Regions from separate parts of the Homo sapiens genome. Here region 2 is linked to region 1. Evidence: read pairs that join two places in POLR2A ChIA-PET (ENCODE). Cell type or tissue: Caco-2. All regions are shown on one strand. Each heading gives the region's core, and the rest is flanking DNA. Links, peaks and the distances in the headings are about the cores only.

Region 1 (7,620 bases), core at 1,505-5,504:
TACATTGAAATAGCTTTCCTCATTGACTTCCATCCAAAAGACATCCCATTCCTTCATAGGAGAATTTACACAGATCTATCTTTATATACGGTTTCTGTATAATGGGTAGAGCCACATTTTAAAAAGGAATTTGTGTTGAATAATGTCTTTTTACAAACATATGCTTAAAATGTTTGAGATGTCAAAAGAAGGATACCACAAGTGAACATTCCATAAAGCGAGATAAAATCTTCTGAAATAAACAGAATAAGCAAGTTCTGAATAACTAGGCCTTTCTTTGGCTAGAATGGGGTTTAATGGAAAGAACATAAGTGAGAAACCTGGGCTCTGGAGTTGTGCAGCCCAGGGATCAGCTCTGGCTGTGCTTCTTATTCACTACCTGACCTGGGAATGCCTTTAATCTCTACAAGCCTCAGTGTGCGGAAAATTGGGATAGTTATTATCCCATTAACTCCAGTATCATCAACTTTGTAGAGTTGTTATGAGGCTTAAATGAGATAATGCAATGCCTGGCAAACAGCATGGGCTCAAAAAATATTTGTTCCTATTACTACACAGAGGAATTAATATGCTAATCTTATTTTTTAAGTCTTAAGAAAACAACAATTTCCTCCTAAGGATGACTGTGGTAATATGCAATAGAATTTGGCAGCACTGGAAATGCTGAGGACACGACAGATTCAGCTCATTATGTTCTTCCCAGGATCAATTCAAAAAGGTAAAAAGAAAGCCCTTGTTTGAAGTACAAATAAGCCAGTTTCAAGAAAAGTCAGCTGGGCTGGGGTGCAAGGGAACACCAAGAGAATCTATTTAAAGCTATTTCCAAAATACAAGTTCCTTTGCAAGCACATCACACTTCAAGCTGGCCTGTATGTCACCAGAAAAAAATCTTTTTAAAACAAGCAAATTATTATCATATCTTAAAAGTCCACATCTTATGTGTTATATTTCAATGGAAAACAGCTACCTCTTGTGCGGCAGGTAATTTGTTTGGGAGTTATTTCTGACTGCTGCTGTAGGGGAGAAAAAAAAAAAACAGACTGAAAACCTTACTATAATCCCTTTCACCACCCTCACCCCACCCCTAAACCTTACAAGTTTCTACGTTGATTACACCACTAAAAATCAACTTTTAACAAAGCTCAGGTTTCTAAAGGTAGCCTCAATTAGCCTATCTGGCTGGATACTATGAATATTCTTTCATCAAATGCAATAGAAACATATTTCTTCTCTCCAGAATATTTTCATCCTTACTGGTTAACTTTTGTCAACTCCTCCGATATTTATACTGTTACAGGGAAATGAGGGCTCACTTAGCATTCCTATGGCCCCTGTTCCCCTGTATTAAACAGGAAAAAATAACACATTCTTTATTCTCAAAGCCAACACAAATTGCAGCAATGAATCATTTGAAAGAGCCTTGACATCCCTAATCAGATCACCAACTGCAAAGCATGTAGTTTTAAGACCCTCCCCTGGCCTCATTCCCACCACTGATTTTTACTGAATCTTACTTTTAAAGTTGTACAAAGATTACACTTGCCTCCCCTATACTTATTAAATATGCACAAGCTGCACAGAACGTGTTGGAAATATTAATGGTTTACCTCCAGGGAATGCACATCAAACAAATGTGTGACCCGAGGCTGGCGGTCTCGCTCATCTTCCAATGACGAGGTAATGACATGGAATAATTCGTGAGCATCCTGTCATAGGGCAAAGCATTCTTTAGAGAGGTTGGAAGAGGCAAGAGCAAGATCAGAACTACCCACCTCGGGCAGACACCCTACAGTGAATGTGGGTAGAATTTGCTTTCTACCTTCTCAAGGCCCAGCTCATTAAAGAAAACAGTTATGTCCTGGACACTGTCACGAGTGAAGACCCTCAAGCAAGAGGTCCAGGAGCAGAGAGCAGGAGAGAAAGCCAGGTGGCTGCCTTCACGCCAGCAGTCTATGAGACCATTCTGTTTCACTGAGACAGCCTTGACCTCCACTCCGATTTCAAAAGATTATGTTTTTTGTTAATTGTGGTAAAATACACATATCATAACATTTATCATCTTAACATGAATGATTCTGTGGCATTAAGTACATTCATGTTGTTGTACAATCATCACTGCCATCCATCTTCAGAACTTTCTCATCTTCCCCAGCTGAAACTCCATATCTGTTAAACACTGATTTCCCATTTCCCCTTCCCCAACCCCTGGCACCCACCATTCTTTATCTCTCTAGGAATCTGATTACTCTGGGAACCTCACACAAGTGGAATCATACAGTGTTGGTCTTTGTGACTGGCTTATTTTCCTCGGCATAACGTCTTCAAGCTTCACCTATGTTGTAGCATACTGCAGAATTTCCTTCCTTTTTAAGGCTGAATAATATTCCATTGTATGAAAGTTTTGTTTACCTATTTATCAGCCGATGAACACTTGGGTTGCTTCTACCCCTTGGCTATTGCGAACATGCTGCTATTAACCTGAGTATACAAATACCCTACTGAGTCCCTGCTTTGAATTCTTTTGGTTTGTACCCAGCAGCGGGGTTGCTGGATCCAATGGCATGGGACTACTCTTGAAGGATCAACTCAAATGGCTCTCTCCCCAAAAACCCAAGCCACCCCTCACTCTTCCGGGAGTAACGGGGTCACAACACAGGCCCTCTGCTTCTCCTTTGGTGTCCCCTCACACTGCCACCAGAGCAATACTTTAAAAGGCAGATAGCTTTACTCTTCTGCTTTTAGCTTTCCAATGGCTTCCACTACTAGAGTAAAACCTACCATTCTTATCTGGCCTACAAAGCCCCCAACATTCACAATGTCCCGGCCCCTGGCCTCTTTGCTGTTCCTTGAACATATCCAGCTTATTCCCATTTCGGGCTGTGCTCAGACCTTCGCACGGCTACCTCCTATCCTTCAGGTCTCTGCCAAAAGAGCTCCTCCACAGGGCATACTCCCCAACCAATTATCCAAAGCTGCCTCCACCCCTCTGAACTCTAACCCACCCTCAGCCAATTCAGCAGCAGTCCTGAAAAAAGGACCCTCCTCCAAAATACGCCCTAAATTCCTGAGGACTCTCAGCTACCCTGCTTCGACCCCAGTCTGAGCCACACCATCTCGGCCAGATAACTGCAGCGGCCTCCCACCTTTCCTCTCGGCTTGCATTCTTGCCCCTCCAGCCTTCCTTTTCTAACAAGTCAGATCAAACCAGTCCCCAGTTCAAAGTCCTCTAGTGGCTCCCCGCTGCAAACACAATAGAAGCTGATGCCGCCCGCAGCCTCCTAGTCCCTGCACAATCTGCTCCCTGCCAACTTCGCCAGCCCCTCTCCTCCACCGCCCTCCCCGCCCTGGCCTCCCTGCCATTCTCCACAGGTGGCAGCTTTATAACCATCTCCAGACTTATACCCTAGCTTCTTCATCTGTCTGGAATGCTCTGTACCCAGGTGTCCACACACTTCACTCTCTTTTATACTTCCGGTCTCCGCTGAAACCTCACCTCCTGAGAGGAGCCTCCCTACCTGGAGCAGTCTCCCCCTGTAGCTTGGCTCCTCCTCCTCTGCCCTCCCTATCCATGCCATGTTACACCAGCTAGTTTCTTGTTAGCATATCCTGAAATCCCCTGCTTACTGTCTGCACCGACCCCTGCCTGCTATCCTCATCCCCCACTGGAATACCAGCTCTAAGAGAGCAGGAAACTCCTGCAAGTCATGTCTGCTGCTACGACTCCATTGCCCTCGACAGTCCCCACCCCAGGCAGGCATTCAATAAATACTTGTTGCCTATATAAATGAATTCCCTCCTGGGCTATAAAACTGCAGCTGTAGAGTGGAAGTAGAGATTCAAAGATAAATAAGGCAAGGCTCTAGCCCCTGAGGGACTCACAATCCAGGGGAGGTGTGGCAGCCTAGCTATTAGCCAACGGCACACCAGAGGTGCAGCCCTGTACAGATGAACAGGAAGCAGGGAACCTGGAGGAGAATCAGCACTTCCTGGGAGGCTCAAGGAGCCCTCACACACCAGGCATCTGGGCCCAGGCTTGAAGCAGATCCGAGAAAGGATGGAGGTGGATCTATAACCTAAACCGTGGGTCAGCCATGTAACAACTAGGCCTTAAGGAAAGGGACAGCACTGCAGAGGAGGGGGAGCTTGAATGTGCACTGTAGCACTAGACTGTCTTAAATCCTGGCTCTGCCCCTTAAATAGCTGCATGATTCTGGGCAAATCATTCCACTTCTCTGAGCCTCAGTGTTTTTCCATCTGTAAAATGGGGACAACAGTAATTCCTTACATGGTTATTGTGATAATAAAATCAGGTAATTTGCACAAAGCAAGCCTTTGGCCCAATGCATCCTCTGAAGCTCTAGCTTTAGACAAAGAAAATGGGTTGACAATCAGGGAAAATCTGCTCCTGATTGACTGGATCGCTGATAATAAAGATGTGGGCAAGGCCCATGCTAGACGCTCTGGGTACCTTCAAAGAGAAAAAGGCCACCGGACAGACGTGTTCACCTCTTTTTCCTGCAGACTACAGCACGATGTGGGCTCAGTGACTGCTGTGGGCTGAAGATGTTGGAAATACTTCCAAGGAGTGACTGGGACCTAAGTGAGTCCTTGATGGAGAAGTCGGACCTTAAAAAAGTTATCTGATGTCCTTGGTGACTAAATCTCCAAGTTATTCTCTCAGTTTAGGGAAATGTAAAATGTAGATAAATAATTCCAGTTACCAGAGGAGGATTTTAAAAGTATTTTCTAAATAGAAAAACGTTGCAACATACAATTGGATTAACTGAGATACATTTTAAGAAAGTATAGATACCACCACCATGTCTAAAAAGTGACCTGTGGCTTCAGAATAAAGCAAAAACAAGAGAACACCTTTAAAAATAAGGGGTGCTAGAAAGCCTCCCCAGCTCCCTTTCCAAAAGTCTCTCGATGCCCCTCACGTCGGCCCCACAGTTTTGGGAGGTCCAAGATGCCGCCTCCCATTTCTCTGGATAGTGGCGGCAGACAACGCCTACACGAAGCTGGACAAGGCCATCTTGGAAGTGTGGCTGTGGAGGATGCACCTGTATGTCACTGGGGGCTAGATTTTTTCATCTCTAGAACTTCATTCTCTTGGCCTCTGCTTCAGACTTGCTGTTGGTAACAGCGGTCTGGCGGGGAGGAGGGTGGCCAAGTTCCAAAAAAGGCAGCAAAGCTGTAGTTGTGGAAAAGGGAGGTGGGAGTGACTGAATACGGCCTTGAAATTGCATATGACATCTGCTTGAGGTTTCGGGCTACTTTAAGCAAAGCTCCGAAGATTGATTTTTTAAAAAATGAGGGTGTGGTCCAGAAAAATCTTACCTAAACCTCTGGGCCTCCAAGGTAAAGTCACCTGCCTCTTTCTAAAGAACCCAGGTGTCCCTATCACTTATTGGAGTGCCAAGTCACTCAAGAACTAAAAAGATTTTGCTCTTTGGCAACTGTGTGTTTATGTCCCATCCTGCTAACCTTCCATCCACTGAGTGAAAAACAGCTGTATCTCCCCTCTGATCATGAGAGCAGGAACAAAGTTGGTACTCTGGTCCCAGAACACTAAAGTTGTCTAAAATGTCACAGAAATGTACACTGGGGCCAGGCAATTTTAAGGTCAGGCCCCAAGTCACTAGGGGAAAGGATTCTCCAAGCTAAACCTGTTCAAATGTTGTACTCACCTGTTCTTCAAATGATGAGATCTGCCATCTGTACATTCTTAAGACATCCAACAAGCAGCTTGCATCTAAGACCTCATCATCAGTAACTTCTTGGCAGGACAAGGCTGGAAACAAAAAAGGTAAGACAATTATTAAATTCATCAGCATAACAACTAACCAGAAAACTTGCACAGTATAACATATCAAAGTTAATTAAAAATTAAAGACCGCAGGCTGGGTGTGGTGGCTCATGCCTGTAATCCCAGAATTTTGGGAGGCCGAAGTGGGCAGATTACAAGGTCAGGAGATCCAGATCATCCTGGCTAACATGGTGAAACTCCGTCTCCACTAAAAATAAAAAAAAAAAATTAGCCGGGCGTGGTGGTGGGTGCCTGTAGTCCCAGGTACTCGGGAGGCTGAGGCAGGAGAATGGCATGAACCCGGGAGGCGGAGCTTGCAGTGAGCAGACATCGTGCCACTGCACTCCAGCCTGGGTGACAGAGTGACGCTCCATCTCAAAAAAAAAAAAAAAAAAAAAAAATTAAGGACTGTAGGATTAACCTTAGAATTAGGTATTTTTCATCATTCTTTGTAGCTTTACCCAATGCTTAGTACTCTATTAGGCATTTATGTTTACTGAATGAATGTAATTTTTCATGAGGCTGCAGCATTTAAATGAAGTAACCGATTCCTGTATCTTCAAACTATCATCATCAATATAAATTTGTTGCAAGGTTCTTATTGAGCAAAATGATTTTAACTCACAACTTTCAGGTTGGGAGGGCCCTTTAACATTCATCCAGTCCAACCCCATATTTGGTGCTACACTCCTCTCCACAGGGCTGTTTCCCAAGGCCTTTGCTTGTATTTGTTTGTATTTGAGTTTCTGATTTTCAAGGCAAAGCATCAAGCTATATGCAGCAGCCTAAAGGGTCTTTTGAGTAGTGTACTTTTCTTTTTTTTTGAAACAGAGTCGTGCTCTGTCGCCCAGGGTGGAGTGCAATGGCGTGATCTCAGCTCACTGCAACCTCCGCCTCCTGGGTTCAAGCGATTCTCCTGCCTCAGCCTCCCGAGTAGCTGGGATTACAAGGCATGCGCTACCATGCCCGACTAATTTTTGTATTTTTAGTAGAGATGGGGGTTCCCCCATGTTGGCCACGCTGGTCTCGAACTCCTAACCTCATGATCGCCCACCTCAACCTCTCAAAGTGCTGGGATTACAGGTGCAAGCCACTGCACCCACCCGAGTGGTTTACTTTTCAATCACAGGTAGAATCAGGCCTAATAAAAGTTTGATGGGCTTATTTATATTATAATTACTTCTAGACCAAGGATTGGCACTTTTTCTGTAAAAGTCCAGAAAATAAACATCTTAGGCTTGCTTTTTTTTTTTTTTTTTTTGAGACAGGGTCTCATTCTGTCAGGCTAGGGTGCAGTGGCATGATCTTGGCTCACTGCAGCCTTGACCTCCTGGGCCCAAGCAATCCTCCCATCTTGGCCTCCTGAGCAGCTGGGACTACAGGCACATGTCCTTGTGCTCAGCTAATTTTTGTATTTTTTGTAGTGACAGAGTTTCACCATGTTGCCCAGGCTGGTCTTGAATTTCTGGGGTGAAGTGATCTGCCCACCTTGGCCTCCCAACGTGCTGGGATTACAGGTGTGAGCCCCTGTGCCTGGCCACATCTTAGGCTTTGTGGACCACATGGTCTCTGTTGCAACTACTCAACTCTGCCACTGCAGCACAAAAGCAGCCATAGATGTAAAAAGAAAATAACATTTCAGGACCTTCTAAATGCATTATGCCAAGGGAAAAAGTGCTGGAAACAGTCATGTAACACAGCTGCTTTTCTTCTCTGGCGCATGGCCACTGCTTCCTGACCTTTGTGTTGAGATGTTACACGTTAACCAGACTCCCTGTTCTTCCCTCAAACCTAGGCTGAATGGACTGGAG
Region 2 (7,620 bases), core at 1,470-5,469, 360 kb after region 1:
AAAAACCATTCTAGAATAGTTGCTGTTGTATTGGAAAATAGGAGGAGAGTGATAAATTACATCTTAAAAAGACAAGTAAGGTTTGTATTTCCCATGTTTTGTAGAGGTTAAAAACTCTGTTGCATTATCTCCCATTGAAAGTAAGTTTATTTTGAAACTTGTAAATATTCCTTTGATTTGCTTAGTGAATAACTTACTGCTACATCGTCTTCCTCTTTATTACTGAGATGATCTTACTGTTGCAAGCAAGGGAAAGCCTATGCAGTTTTAAGAACTTGTACTTGAAAGACCTAATGAGCAAGCAGTTTTTCCAAAGTTGAACCACTCTCTGACAGGACATTTAAAATCATACCTAGTATTTCCTTGGAATTTGTGCCTATTGTGTTAGTTCAGGATTTTTTCATTTACTCTTTTTTTTTCTTTTTTGAGAAAATTAGATCCCTTTATAAAATGCTTTAGTTTTAGGGGGACATTTTAGTCATCTAATTTATGATTTGATCAGTTTGGGACAATATAGCTGATAACAGAACTCCTAAGTTTGGTGATATGCCATCTTAATTTAAAGGTTAAAACTGAACAGTTTTTAAAGTGGTAAAACACTAATACCATTTGACAATGCAGACAGCTCTCTTAAGAAGAGGAAGTTTTTGTGTTTGGGATAGTTCCCAATTTTTCCTTTGTTTGCAGAGAAATTAAACTGCAGAAATACCGTGCTGAAATGGGAGAACATAAAATTCTGTAAAGAGTCCTTGATAAGTGGTGCCGGTTCTTTTATATGAAAATTCTACTTTTAGCCCATAATCAGTAGGGACTTGCTTAGGTTTTCTCCCTGGATAGGGAAAAGCTATTACTGGGCTCTTAAATAATAATTGCCAACATTTGTTAGACAGTATGTACTATGCTTCAGATTCTATGCTGAGTACTTTATAGTTTTTTTAAAAAAACAGTTTGGAGATATAATTCACATACTAGACAATTCACTCATTTAAAGTGTACAGTTCAGCGGTTTATAGTATATATATATAATCAAATAATCTGCAACCATCAACACAGTCAATTTTAGAACATTTTCATTACCTTAAAAGAAACACACCAGGCATGGTGGCTAATGCCTATAATCCAAGCAGTTTGGAAGGCTGAGATGGAAATATTCCTTAAAGCCAGCAATTAGTTAGAGACCAGCCTGGGCAACATGGTTAGACCCCCATCTCTACCAAAAAAAAAATTAGCCTGGTGTGGTGGCGTACGCTTGTGGTCCCAGCTACTTGGGAGGCTGAGGTGGGAGGATTGCTCGAGCTCAGGAGTTTCAGGCTGCAATGAGCTATGATTGAACCACTACACTGAGTGCAGAGTGAGACTCTGTCTCTAAAAAAATAATAAATAGACCGAGCACGGTGGCTCACGCCCGTAATCCCAGCACTTTGGGAGGCCAAGGTGGGCAGATCACCTGAGGTCAGGAGTTTGAGACCAGCTTGACCAACATGGTGAAACCCTGTCTCTACTAAAAATACAGAAATTAGCTGGGCGTGGTGGCAGGCGCCTGTAATCCCAGCTACTTGGGAGGCTGAGGCAGGAGAATTGCTTGAACCTGGGAGGCAGAGGTTGCAGTGAGCCGAGTTTGAGCCATTGCACTCCAGCCTGGGCAACAGAGCAAGACTCCATCTCAGAAAAAAAAAAAAAAACTCTAAGCAACCATGAATCTACTTTCTGTCTCTCTAGATTTGCCTATTCTGGACTTTCATATAAATTAGTATGTCGATTTTTGTGACTGGTTTCTTTCATTTATAATGTTTTTAAGATTCATCCAAGTTGTAGCATGTATTAGTACTTCATTCCTTTTTATTGCTGAATAATATTCTGTTGTACAGGTAATATCACATTTTGTTTATCCATTGGATACAATGGATAGTCTGTATTTGGGTTGCTTCTACCCTTTGGCTCTTGTAAATAATGCTTCCATGAAGACTCATGTACAAGTATTTGTTTGACTACCTGTTTTCAGTTCTTATGAGTGTATACCTAGGAGTGGATTGCTGGGTCTTATGATAATGCTTTGTTTAATTGTTTGAGGAACTTTCAGACTTTTCCACATCAGCTGCAACATTTTGCATTCCCACCAGGAGTGTATGAGGGTTCTGATTTGTCTATATTCTCATCAACCCTTGTTACTCTCAGAATTTTTTATTTTAGCCATCCTAGTGGGTATGGAATAGTCTCTCATTGTGGTTTTGATTTTCATTTCTCCATTGATTAATGATGTCCAGCAACTTTTCATGTGTATTGGACATTTGTACATCTTCTTTGGAAAATGTCTATTCAAGTCCCTTTGATTCATTTTTAAATTGGACTATGTTTTTATTATTGAATTGTAGGAGTTCTTTTTATACTCTAGATACAAGTGTCTTATCAGATATAAAGTTTGCAAAAGTTTTCTCCCATTCTATGAGTTGTCTTCGATTTCTTGATAGTGTCCTTTGAGGCATAAAGTTTATAAATTTTGATGGAATCCAGTTTTTCTAATTTTTCTTTTGTTGCTTGTGCTTTTGGTGTCATATCTTAGAATCCTTTGCCCAGTCCAAGGCTGTGAAGATTTACTCCTATGTTTTCTTCTCAGAGTTTTATAGTTTTAGCTCTTATGTCTAGGTCTTTGATCTATTTTGAGTTAGCTATTTTACGTATTGTCCCAGTACCATCTGTTGAGAAGAGTTTTTCCACTGAATTGTCTTGGCACTCTTGTTGAAAATCAGTTGACCAAAGATGTATGAGTTTACTTCTGGACTTTAATTATATTCCATTGATATAAATGTCTGTCCTTATTCCAGTACCACACAGTCTTGATTACTGTTGCTTTGTAGTGAGGTAAGTTTTGAAATCAGGAAATAGGAGTCTTCCTAACTTTTTCTCTTTTTTCTCCCCAGGGTCATTTGGGTATTTTTGGATCCCTTGCAGTTCCAATCAATCCCTTCATCCATTTCTACAAAGAATTCTTCTGGGAGTCTGATAGGGATTGCATTAAATCTATATCTTAGTTTGGGGAATATTGCCATCTCAATGCTAAGTCTTCTGATTTTTGAATGTGGAATTTCTTTTCATTCATTTGTGTCTTTAATTTCTTTCAACAGTATTTTGAGTTTTCAGAGTATGAGTCTTTCATCTCCTTGATTAAGTTTATTTCTAAGTATTTTATTTCTGATGTATTGTGAGTGGAATTGTTTTCTTAATTTCACTTTTGGATTGTTTGTTATGATTTTATAAAAATACGGCTAGGCATGGTAGCTCACACCTGTAATCCCAGCACTTTGTGAGGCCAAGACAGGAGGATCACCTGCGGTCAAGAGTTCGAGACCAGTCTGACCAACATAGTGAAACCCTGTCTCTGCTAAAAATACAAAAATTAGCTGGGTGCAGTGTAGTCCCGGCTACTCGGGAGGCTGAGACAGGAGAATCGCTTGAACCCCGGAGGCGGAGGTTGCAGTGAGCCAAGATTGCACCACTGCGCTCCACCCTGGGTGACAGAGCAAGACTCCATCTTAAAAAAAAAAATGATTTTTATATATTAATCTTGTATCCTGCAACCTTACTGAACTTACTGGTTCTTTTAGTGGATTCCTCGGGATTTTCTGTATATAAGATCATGTCTTCAGCACACAGAAATAGTTTTACTTCTTTCTTTCCAATCTGAATGTCTCTTACTCCTTTTTCTTGCCTAATTGCCTTGGCTAGAACCTGTACTACAATCCTGAATAGAAGTGGCAAGGGTGGACAAGCTCATCTTATTCTTGATCTCAGGGAGAAGGCATCTTTCGCCATTGAATATTGAGTTAGCTGTGGTATTTTCATGGATGCCCATTATCAGGTTGAGGAAATTCCCTTCTATTCCTAGTTTCTTGAGTGTTTTATCATGAAAGAGTATTTAATTTTGTCAAATGCTTTTTTTTTGTTTTTTTTGTTTTTTTTTGATTCAGAGTCTCACTCTGTTGCCCAGACTGGAGTGCAGTGGCACTGTCTCGGCTTACTGCAACTGCTATCTCCCGGGTTCAAGCAATTCTCCTGCCTCTGCCTCCCGAGTAGCTGGGATTACAGGTGCCCACCACCATGCCTGGCTAACTTCTGTATTTTTAGTAGAGATGGGGTTTCACCATGTTGTGCAAGCTGGTCTTGAACTCCTGACCTCAAGTGATCCCCCTGCCTCAGCCTCCCAAAGTGTTGGGATTACAGGCATGAGCCACCATGCCCAGCCTCAAATGCTTTTTCTGTGTCTGAGATAATTGTGTGATTTTTTTTTCTTCTATTGATATAATGTGTTACGTTAATTGATTTTCAGATGTTGACCCAACCTCGCATTCCTAGGATAAATCCCACTTGATTGTGGTGTATAATTCTAATTCTTTTTCTGTGTTGCTTGATTTCGTTTGCTGGTATTGTTGAGGATTTTTTGCATCTGTATTCATAAGAGATATTGGTCTGTAATTTTCTTGAGATGTCTTTGTTTGGTTTTGGTATCAGGATAATACTGGCCTCATACAATTAGTTTGAAAGTGTTCCCTTCTTCTCTATCTTTGGAAAATTTTGTGAGTACTTGGTATTTTTTAAATGTTTGATAGACTTTAGCAGTGAAGTCATCTGGGTCTGGGCTTTCTTGTCTGTGGTTGGTTTACATTCTTTTTTTTTTTTTTTTTTTTTTTGAGACAGGGTCTTGCTCTGTCACCTAGGCTGGAGTGCAGTGGCGTGATCTCGGCTCACTGCGACCTCTGCCTCCCAGGTTCAAGCAATTCTTATGCCTCAGCCTCCCTAGTAGCTGGGACTCCTGGCTAAGTTTTGTATTTTTAGTAGAGACTGGGTTTCACCATGTTGCCTAAGCTGGTCTCGAACTCCTGACTTCAAGTGATCTGCCTTCCTCGGCCTCCCAAAGTGTGGGGATTACAGGCGTGAGCCACCATGCCCGGCCTACATTCTTATTACAGGTATCATTCCCTTCATTTTGTGAATGGGAAACTGAGGCTCAGAGAGGTTAAGTAATTTGCTAATATGTTGCAGAGCTCAGATTTGAATCCAAATTATCTTATGTCAGTTACTAGGATGACAATAGTAGCTAGTATTTATTGAGTGATTAATTTTGTGTATTTAACCATACAAGGTACTATTATAGCATAAGAATCTCCTGCCACCATCCCATCACCAATTGATCATTTAATGATCACTTCAACTTTATATGCATTGTACCCATTTTTGGATAGAGAATTTTACACTTAATGGAGACTTAGTGACTTGCTGTACTGTACCACGGCCAGGAAGTAAATAGTACAGCTGTGCTTCTCACTTACGAGGCTGTCTGACTCTGGAGTTTGCTCTCTTAATTGCTATACTCTATTGTGTGCCTGGAGGGCCTGAGACATTCTGTGCAAGAAAAGCGGCTATGCCACATGTACACAGGTGAGCCCAGATCAGATTTGACCTTGGAAGTGAATGGGCTCACACTGCCCTTCAAGCTCCGCTTAGAGATGCCTGACTCAGCACAGCACTGCGGAAGCACTGGCTTTTCTTACTGTCTCTGCCCTGTAGCTAACATTCTACTCTGTGATTGTAGCAAAAGAACTTCTATATCATTCTATCCACATGTATTTAGGATGAAAATAAGTATGCATAATATGGAAATAACTTTTTTTTTTTTTTGAGATGGAATCTTGCTATGTCGCCCAGGCTGGAGTGCAGTGGTGCGATCTTGGCTCACTGAAGCCTCCGCCTACCAGGTTCAAGCAATTCTCTTCCCTCAGCCTCCCGAGTAGCTGGGATTACAGATGCCTGCCGCCACACCCGGCTAATTTTTGTATTTTTAGTAGAGATGGGGTTTCACCATGTTGGCCAGGATGATCTTGATCGCCTGACCTCGTGATCCGTCTCAGCTTCCCAAAGTGCTGGGATTACAGGTGTGAGCCACTGCGCCTGGTGGAAATCACTTTTTAAGGTAGTTTAGTATGTATGTCAGCCAGAAGATTTGTATAGTATCTTTCAATGAAGACAAAGCATTTTACATATTTATATTAATCTTCCTATTTTTATGAGGTTAGATGGTATCTGGCCTATTTGAGTGAAGAGGAAAAATCGTCTCTCTTTTTCAAGTGAGAGGCCTTCCTCAAATATCCATTCACATTTAAAAGTGAGGTTCTAAAAGCTGACCTTATGCCTGTGTGAGTGGAGGGGCACATTGAATGGTGGACCTCACTGAGGGCAGTGATGTCTGATCTCTTGTGGGGTAAGGCAGGTGGTATCTTGGGAGCCAGGAGGAACAAGGGGCTGGAGGCCCCACTGTATAGAACCAGGCTGTCAGTGAGGCATCTGTTCACACCTGTGCTGGGTGTCATCCAGGCCCATAGTCAGGCCTCTCCTGGCTTCTGCTGGGGAGAGGGCAGGCCAGTACCCTGGTTGTGCAGCCCTGGGATCTGGGTGTCCAGCTGCTCCTAATTCAGGCTTTCAGTCATTTTCTCTGTAGTCCCTCTCCCACATCCCTGTCTTTGGAGACACACAGTTTCTCCTTGGAGTGTTCTGGGGATTCACAGTGGGCCTTGATGTCCTTTTTGTGCGCTCCTCCTGAGACTCAGCTGAGTAGAGGACACTCACACTTCAGTCAGTTACACGTGCATGACAGCTTTCCATCTTCGAAAGTTTATTGTCACATTTGCTCTCTTGTAGCCTCTTTTCCAGTCCTCTTGTCCTTTCATGTTTTTACCTGCTTTTATTTTTTGCTTTCATTTTATTAGGATTTTAGGAAGGAGTGGAGATAAGTGCTGTTTGTGTTTCTTTTGTAAATTCTTCATATCCTTTGTCTAATTTTCTGTTGGGTTTTAATTGTATGAATTTGTAAGAACGTTTTATTTATGAAGGATGTTAACTCTGACATGGTGCAATCCTTTTTTCTTCTACATTAGCTTACTTTTGAAACACTTGCTTGAAGATGCTGGTAGGGATTGCAGCTTCTATAACTTGTACAGATGGTTGCAGATGGTTGTGTGGGGAAGTGGAGCCCAAGACCAGCTGGCTGTACGTTGGCTTTTGTATAGATGTGCTTTCCTTTTGCTTTTCACCACCTCATGGAAGCTGTCTTATCTAACTCACGCTTGAGAAGTATTCATATTGATTCCAAAATGAAGGACCCTGGCCACGAATCATTTGCCATCTCCTCTACCAAAGACTCAAAATGTATGGCCCTGGTAGTCAGCTGGGAAAGTCTGGCAATAACAGCTGGGCTAAGGAACGTGGATGCTCAATTGCCTGCCAAGGGTCTCTTACTTCAGCCCGGCTACATGCCCCCAGCATTGGAGAGAGGCCACTTTCACACATGCGTTGGAAGGGTAAGAGACTCTGGCAAAAATAAATTCGTCTCTCTGCATTTAGCAGTGGGCTCAGGGCCATGAGGAAGGGAATTAGAGGAAAGGAATTAGCAACAGCCCACCATGTGTCTCGTCTGGCATGAGTGGACAGGTGTTAGCTCTCCTCTGTATATGAGGATCTGATTTTCAGCTGAGTTGTCGATGTTGAACCATGTTCCATTTCCACTTAGATTTTTATCCAGGCTCCTTCTATCTAACCAACATGAACAGAATGTCCTGCAGTAGCACATAG

What was found. ChIA-PET counts read pairs that join two places held together with the same protein. Peaks named below come from ENCODE experiments on the same cell type or tissue, not always from the same donor. Only the 100,000 strongest peaks of a DNase experiment are listed, where the experiment ranks them.
Region 2: POLR2A ChIA-PET joins it to region 1 with 9 read pairs; 2 of 35 experiments call an interaction of 5 or more read pairs at or near these places.

Annotation. Positions count from the first base shown.
Region 1 is chr12:109,065,698-109,073,317 of GRCh38, reverse strand. USP30 (ubiquitin specific peptidase 30) reads right to left here. Exons shown (of 13, transcript NM_032663.5): 4 at 5,691-5,794; 5 at 1,608-1,706; 6 at 968-1,013. Among named protein-coding and RNA genes, the nearest start is that of USP30-AS1, 16 kb to the right of the region's middle. In Caco-2, for the core only: no CTCF peak of the experiment used is centred there; a DNase peak (open chromatin) is centred at 3,906.
Region 2 is chr12:108,702,525-108,710,144 of GRCh38, reverse strand. The region is part of intron 1 of CORO1C (coronin 1C); the gene reads left to right. Among named protein-coding and RNA genes, the nearest start is that of CORO1C, 25 kb to the left of the region's middle. In Caco-2, for the core only: no CTCF peak of the experiment used is centred there; no DNase peak of the experiment used is centred there.